2 separate regions of the Homo sapiens genome follow, and region 2 is linked to region 1. Evidence: chromatin contacts called from ENCODE Hi-C data. All regions are on one chromosome and are shown on one strand. Each heading gives the region's core, a stretch centred on a gene start or an enhancer-like site at or near the end of the contact. The rest is flanking DNA. Distances are from core to core; before and after follow the strand shown. Region 1 holds the start of ZFP90 (ZFP90 zinc finger protein). Region 2 overlaps SNTB2 (syntrophin beta 2).

Evidence for each region. Hi-C counts contacts between places; a loop is a spot of excess contacts on that map. Pooled maps may share reads with other maps.
Region 2: a map of heart left ventricle shows a loop between it and region 1 (9-fold over the local background). The contact joins the enhancer-like site here to the promoter of ZFP90 in region 1. A Hi-C loop is called at or near these places in 2 of 168 maps with a recorded cell type or tissue (heart left ventricle and right cardiac atrium), 1 of 37 single-sample maps with no recorded cell type and 2 of 50 pooled maps.

The regions. Positions count from the first base shown.
Region 1 is chr16:68,537,520-68,541,306 of GRCh38, reverse strand. ZFP90 (ZFP90 zinc finger protein) reads right to left here and starts at 2,016. Exons shown (of 5, transcript NM_001305203.2): 1 at 1,828-2,016; 2 at 1,482-1,549. The coding sequence starts at 1,514.
Region 2 is chr16:69,285,666-69,289,452 of GRCh38, reverse strand. The region is part of intron 5 of SNTB2 (syntrophin beta 2); the gene reads right to left. Among named protein-coding and RNA genes, the nearest start is that of VPS4A, 24 kb to the left of the region's middle. Within about 2 kb of position 1,957, at least 10 of the 41 ENCODE cell types and tissues checked have a DNase peak (open chromatin) inside an H3K27ac peak, as active enhancers do.

The DNA of each region.
Region 1 (3,787 bases), core at 767-3,266:
CAGCACCTTGGGAGGCCAACGTGGGCGGATCAATTGACGTCAGGAGTTCGAGACCAGACTGGCCAACATGGTAAAACCCTGACTCTACTAAAATACAAAAAAATTAGCCGGGTGTGGTGGTGTACACCTGTTAATCCCAGCTACTAGGGAGGTTGAGGCAGGAGAATCACTTGAACCCAGGAGGTGGAGGTTGCAGTGAGCCGAGATCATGCCACTACACTTCAGCCTGGGTGACAGAATGAGACTGTCTCAAAAAATAAAATAAACCAAAAAATACAAAAATTAGCCGGGCATGGTGGCGTGCACCATGGCAGAGGTTGCAGTGAGCCAAGATCATGTCACTGTACTCCAGACTGGGTGACAAGAGACCCTGTTTCAAAAAAAAAAAAAAAAAAGGCATGATGTATTGTATGCTTAATTCACTATAAACTGCTCTTTTAAAGGACATTACTAAGTTGGTGTTTTTATCTTTTAAATTTTTTTTTTTTTTTTTTTTTTGCAGAGACGGAGTCTCACTATGTTGCCCAGGCTGGTCTCAAATTCCTGGGCTTAAACGATCCTATTGCCTCAGCTTCCCAAAGTGCTGGACTTACAGGTGTGACCCACTGTACCTGGCAACTTGGTATTTTTATTTGAATTGATCTTGATGTCTCACACACCTAGCAACTACAATCTGTCATTTTCCCTTAATTCTAAAGAGAATGTAGATTCAAAGATACAGATACCATCTGGATCTTGATGTATTTTCACCAATATGTAAATCAATGGATAACCTTAGAGTTGTGACGCTTCTAGAAAATGCCCCCTCTGCCACAAGAATAAATGGGTTCACGAATCAGCCTCACATTAAGGTGAAGGCTGGACTTCTGGCGGTGGGGAGTGAGTTGCTCTATTACATTTTTGTTAAAGCAGAAAAGGACAGACACAAAAAGCTCTGGGAGAATCAGCCCTGGTTTTATTTTTGGTTGTTTTTTATTTTGTTTTGTTTTTGCCTCCTTGCCCAAGAAAGCCCATCTCCAGCCTCTTCCTAGACATGTTCTAACCAGGCTTCTACGGCCCCTTACGGACTCTCTATGGGCCCTGGGTCAGAAGCTGGGGCTCCTCTCTCCACACTTGCCGACAGTCACTTCCTCCTCTACAGTGTTCCATCCTGTGACCCCACTCTCTCCATTTCTTATTGACAAGAGTTCAAAAAACTGGCGTGGCATTCAGGACTCTCAAAACTGACACTTCCCAACGCATCCAATCTCAACTCCTCCCACAAGATCGCACCACACTGGCCCTCTCTACCCCACAGAGCAGCCTCCCCTTTGGGAATCCAGCTCCCCAAAGCCTGGGGTTTTCCATGGCCAGGAGGCTCCGATCGAGCCAAGCAAGTAAGGGAGTCGCCAGGCAGAGAACAATGACTGCTCCAAACACCCTTGGGAGATGGGATGGATAGATGGATGGGATGCCCAGGAGGTTAGGAACGCGTTGCTCACCTGGGGCGCGGCGGTCGGAGGCCTCGGGGCCATTCCTGCCTCGCCAGGGCCCGGCTCCGGGGCAGGAGCTGGGGAGAAAGGACAGGGCCCACTCACCCCGCTGCAACACCGACCCCACCCCGCCCCGCCCCGCCCCACCTCCGCCCCTAAACCACATCTCCAGGGGAGATGGTGGCGAGGACCGTGGAACCAGCCCGGGCCTGCCGCTCCCCATCCCCGAAATGAAAGGCTCAGCGGCCTCCCGGACACCCCCCTCCGGCCACGCCCAGTCCCCTTCGCAGGGTGGTGGGCGAGGCCCGGCTGACACCCGCCAAACCCAGGAGGGGTCCCGCCCAGACCCGCGCACTCAGAATCACCGCCTCTGGGGGGCTCCGGATTTCGCGACCTCCGGCCCACCCAGAGCCTCGGGCAGCTCCTCCCGCCCCCGCCGAAGCCTCGGTTATCTCCAATTCTGATCTGCGGAGGGGCTGCCCAAAGGGGCCTCAGCCGCACCGGGGTCGGACAATGGCCGCAGCGGTGGGGCAGAACTGGAAGTGCGCCTGCGCACTCGGAGCCTCGCTCCTGCAACCCCGGGTCCACGCCGGGCGCGCGAACTACACTTCCCAGAGGCCCGCGCGCGCAGGCCCCGCCTAGGCGGCTTCCGAAGGCGCGTTAGGGACCCTTGCGAGGGCCGAGGGAGGCGGCCAGTGTGGCTCGAGTGTGCGTGTCCCTGTATTCCAGTCACTGTCCGCCTCCTCTTTGCAAGGGGCTTGTTGCTAGCTGGGGAATCGGCCGGGAAAGACCCTGGTTTCGGGGAGCAATCGTACGCCCCTTTCGACGAGGCTGACGATAAAAACGCAAACATGTCAACAAGATAATGTCAGGTCCTGACTTCAGCGGTAAGAGTGACACAGGAAGGGAGTGAGACAGCGTCAGAGGGTGGGGCATTTACATCTTCTTCAAAAGGCAATTTTCCATTTCTCATTTTAGAGAAAAAAGAAACTTCGGACAAATCCGTGGCCTCCTGAGCAATGTGCAAAGGCAGATCTACTGCCGTGTTATTTCATTACTTCGTATCCCCTTACGCAGGATTTTGTTTGGGACAAGCAAACAATGATGGAAATTTTCTTTTTTTTTTTTGAGACACAGTTTCGCTCTTGTTGCCTAGGTTGGAGTGCAATGGCGCGATTTTGGCTCACCGCAGCCTCCGCCTCCTGGGTTCAAGCGATTCTCCCGCCTCAGCCTCCCGAGTAGCTGGGATTACAGGCATGCGATGCGTCACCAGGCCCGTCTAATTTTGTATATTTAGTAGAGACAGGTTTTCTCCATGTTGGTCATGCTGGTCTCGAACTCGCCTCGGCCTCCCAAAGTGCTGGGATTACAGGCATGGGCAACCGCGCCCGGCCCGATGGAAATTTTCAACACAAAGATAGGTCAACTTTTAGATACAGCTATTACGTTTATGTAATTATGTCTTATATATCACAGACATTCAGGCTACATTTCCTAGATTTCAGCTTGATTTCTTAACATTAGAGCATTGCATACCAACATGGTAGAAAATGACTGCAACGAAATGTTCCTGATGTCACACTGCTTTATCAAAAATATGAACATTCAAAAATAAATGCTTTATGCCGGGTGCGGTGGCTCAAGCCTGTGATCCCAGCACTTTGGGAGGCTGAGGCTGGCGGATCACCTGAGGTCAGGAGTTCGAGACCAGCCTGACCAACATGGAGATAGCTCGTCTCTACTAAAAATACAAAATTAGCCAGGCTTGGTGGCGCATGCCTGTAATCCCAGCTACTCAGAAAGCTGAGGCAGGAGAATCGCTTGAATCTGGGAGGCAGAGGTTGTGGTGAGCCGAGATTGCACCATTGCACTCCAACCTGGGCAACAACAGCAAAACTCCATCTCAAAAAAAACAAAACAAAAAAGGGAGAAAATTTCCATCACTGTTGGCTTGTCCCAAACACAAAATCCTGCGCAAGGGGCTAACAAGTAATGAAATAACACGTCAATAGCACAGGGAGGCTGAGGAGGGAGGAGCCCAGGAATTAAAAGACCAGCTTGGGCAACATGGCAAAACCCTGTCTCTACAAAAAATACAAACATTAACTGGTTGCAATAGTGTGCGCCTGTGGTCCCAGCTACTTGGGAGGCTGAGGTGGGAAGATCGTTTGAACCCGGGAAGCAGAGGTTGTGGTGGGCTGTGATTTCACCACAGCACTCCGACCTGGGCGACAAAGCGAGACTGTCTCAAAAAATATATATAAAAATTAATGAATGCTTTCTATCACTGCTTTGTGAATATAGTGGTCTGGAAT
Region 2 (3,787 bases), core at 708-3,207, 750 kb before region 1:
CTAACTATAGTCACCACACTCTGCTCTTGAACATTAGAATTTATTCCTTCTTTCTAATTGTATGTTTATACCCATTAACCAACCCTTCTTCACAGCCCCTCACAACACGCCCATCCCAACCTCTGGTATTTATCTTGTACTGTCTACATCCATGAGATCAACATTTTTTTTTTTTTTTTTTTTGAGACGGAGTTTAGCTCTCGTTGCCCAGGCTGGAGTGCAATGGTGCGATCTTGGCTCACCGCAACCTCTGCCTCCCGGGTTCAAGCAATTCTCTTGCCTCAGCCTCCCGAGTAGCAGGGATTACAGGCATGCATCACCACACCTGGCTAATTTTGTATTTTTAGTAGAGATGGGGTTTCTCCATGTTGGTCAGGCCGGTCTCGAACTCCTGACCTCAGGTGATCCGCGCGCCTCGGCCTCCCAAAGTGCTGGGATTATAGGTGTGAGCCACCACGCCTGGCCACTTTTTTAGCTCCCATATAAGTGAGAACATGCCACATTTGTCTTTCTATGCCTGCCTTATTGCACTTAACATAATGACCTCCAATTCCATCCATGTTGCTACAAATGACATGACTGCAATATTTTTTATGGCCAAATAGTATCCCTTTGTGTATATATACCATATTTTCTTAATCCATTTGTCTGCTGATGGACACTTAGGTTGATTCTCTATCTTTGTTATTGTGAATAGTGCAGCAATAAACATGGAGGTGCAGGTATCTTTCTGACATGCTGATTTCTCTTCTTTTGGATAAATACTCAATAGTAGGATTGCTAGATCATACAGTAGTTCTATTTTTAGCTTTTTGAGAAATATTCATACTGTTTTCCGTAATGGCTATACTGATTTACATTCCCACCAACAGTGTATAAGAGTTTGCTTTTCTCTGCATCCTCACCAGCATCTGTTATTTTTTGTCTTTTGAATATTAGCTACTCTAACAGTTACCAAGGTAATATTAAAATACAGCTATATGGCTTTAAAGGGAAGTTGATTTAAAAAAATACAGCTGTGAATAAGAACAAAAAAGTGTAAAATTACCGAAAAATATGTTTCTTTTGTCTATTTAAAAATACAAGGAACCAGCTGGCTCTCACTCTTCCTTTCCTCTAGCCATCATATTTAAACAACTATGAGCCTGGGAAGCTTTAACCTGAAAAATGAAATTTAGCTGCTAGACACCAAAGAAACAACATGAACTAAAAAATGCTGAAAATCCAAGTTGCACTCTTGATTTTGGGAAGCATATCCCCTTGAATTCTTGAGGACAATACAGTGACCCCAGATGGTAGCAACGGCATGAATGTGTTGGCCTGACCCCTCGACTGCCCACAGGAACACAGAGCATCCCAGTGTGATTCTGGTGTAAGCCACCGTGCCTCACCTCCAATACTGTATTTTTTTTTAAACCTCATTTACTCTTTTTTTTTTCAATAGAGATGAGGTTTCACCATGTTGCCCAGGCTGGTCTTGAACTTCTGGGCTCAAGTGATCCGCCCACCTCAGCCTCCCAAAGTACTGGAATTACAAGCGTGAACTACCGTGCTTGGCCCAATGCATATACATATATATATATATATATTTTTTGAGACAGAGTTTCCCACTGTTGCCCAGGTTGGAGTGCAGTGGTGTGATCATAGCTCACTGCAGACTCCGCCTCCCAGGTTCAAGCAATTCTTGTGCCTCACCATCCCGAGTAGCTGGGACTTAAGGCATGTGCCACTATGCTCAGCTAATTTTTGTATTTTTAGTAAAGACGGGGTTTCACTATGATGGCCAGGCTGGTCTCGATCTGGCCTCAAGTGATCTGCCTGCCTCAGTCTCCCAAAGTGCTGGGACTACAGGCATAAGCAACCGCTTCCAGCATTTCTATTTTTGGAAACAGTCTCACTCTATCTCCCAGCTTGGAGTGCAGTGGCGCAATCCTGGCTTGTTGCAATCTCCACCTCCCGGGTTCAAGCAATTCTCATGCCTCGGCCTCCTGAGTAGCTGGGATTATAGGCGCCTGCCACCACTCCTGGCTAACTTTTGTATTTTTAGTAGATATGGGGTTTCACGATGTTGGCCAGGCTAGTTTGGAACTCCTGACCTCAAGTGATCTGCCCTCCTTGGCCTCTCAAAGTGCTGGGATTACAGGCATGAGCCACCGCGTCCGGCCCCAGCCTGTATTTTTAAATAAAGGTTTTCATTTTGTCCAAAGCCAAAAACAATTTAAAAAAAAAGAAAAAAATTTGCAAATATCTACATGTATACATATATGTAAATATATATAAAAAACAATACTCCAAATTCATGACAACTAACCACAAGAGGGCGCTTCCACAATGGAAAGAAACCAACCTTATTTCCTTTAGATACTTATTTGAGTAAGTGTTGGGCACACATTTTCAAACTTTTGTAGAGTAACTCCTATTTCAAATCCTTTATTTTTCCATAGCCATAAACTTGCTAGATACTCATCTTTTAAGGGCGCCTATCCACAACTTAGATTTCAATCTTCTTAACTGGAGAGTCCATGTATCTAGTACTTGGTAAATGAGTCCTTACATTATTTTTTCTTTTAAGAGACAAGGTCTCACTATGTTGTCCAGGCTGGAGTACAGTGGCTATTCACAGGCTTGATCATTGTGCACTACAGCCCTGAAATGGGCTCAAGCAATCTTCCTACCTTAGCCACCTGAGCAGCTGAGACTACAGTGTGTGCCACTATGTCTGGCTTTTTTTTTTTTTTTCATTTAATTAAATTTATTTATTTATTTTGAGACAGGTTCTGGCTCCCATCACCCAGGCTGGAGTGCCATGGCACTACCATAGCTCACTGCAGCCTTGAGTTCCTGGGCTCAGGTGATCCTCCTACCTCAGCCTCCTGAGTAGCTGGGGCTACAGATGTGTGTCACCACTCCCAGCTAAATTTTTGTATTTTTAGTAGAGATGAGGTTTCACCACTTTACCCAGGCTGGTCTCAAACTCCTGGGCTCAAACAATGCGCCAGCCTTAGCCTTCCAAAGTGCAGGGATTACAGGCATGAGCCAGTGTACCCAGCTTCATTTTTCATTGTAGAGATGGGGTCCTCAATATATTGCTCAGGCTGGTCTTAAAACTCCTGGCCTCAAGCAATCCTCCTGCCTCAGCCTCCTAAGTAGCTGGAATTACTGGCTAGTTCTTACACTACTAAATGCAGATTAAATGACAACTGGCCTGGCACAGTGGCTTGTGCCTATAATCCCAGTTACTCAGGAAGCTAAGACCAGAGAATAGCTTGAAGCCAGGAGTTGAGACCAGCCTGGGCAACACAGTAAGACCTCATCTCTAAAAAAATAAATAAATAAACCGAAGACCAGGCGTGGTGGCTCACACCTGTAATCCCAGCACTTTGGGAGGCCAAGGTAGGCGGATCACCTGAGGTCGGTGGATCACCTGAGGTCAGAAGTTCAAGACCAGCCTGGCCAATATGGTGAAACCCTGTCTCTACTAAAAATACAAAACTTAGCTGGGTATGATGGCAGGTGCCTGTAATCCCAGCTATTCAGAAGGCTGAGGTGGGAGAATAGCTTGTACCTGGGAGGCGGAGGTTGCAGTGAGCTGAGATCATGCCACTGCACTCCAGCCTGGGCGACAGAGTGAGACTCCATGTCAAAAAAATAAATAAGTAAACTGAAAAGGCCAGGTGCCACTGCCTGGAATCCCAGCACTTTGGGAAACTGAGGCAGGAGGATCTCTTGAGGCCAAGAGTTTGAGACCAGCCTGGGCAACAAAGCGAGGCCCATCTCTACTTAAAAA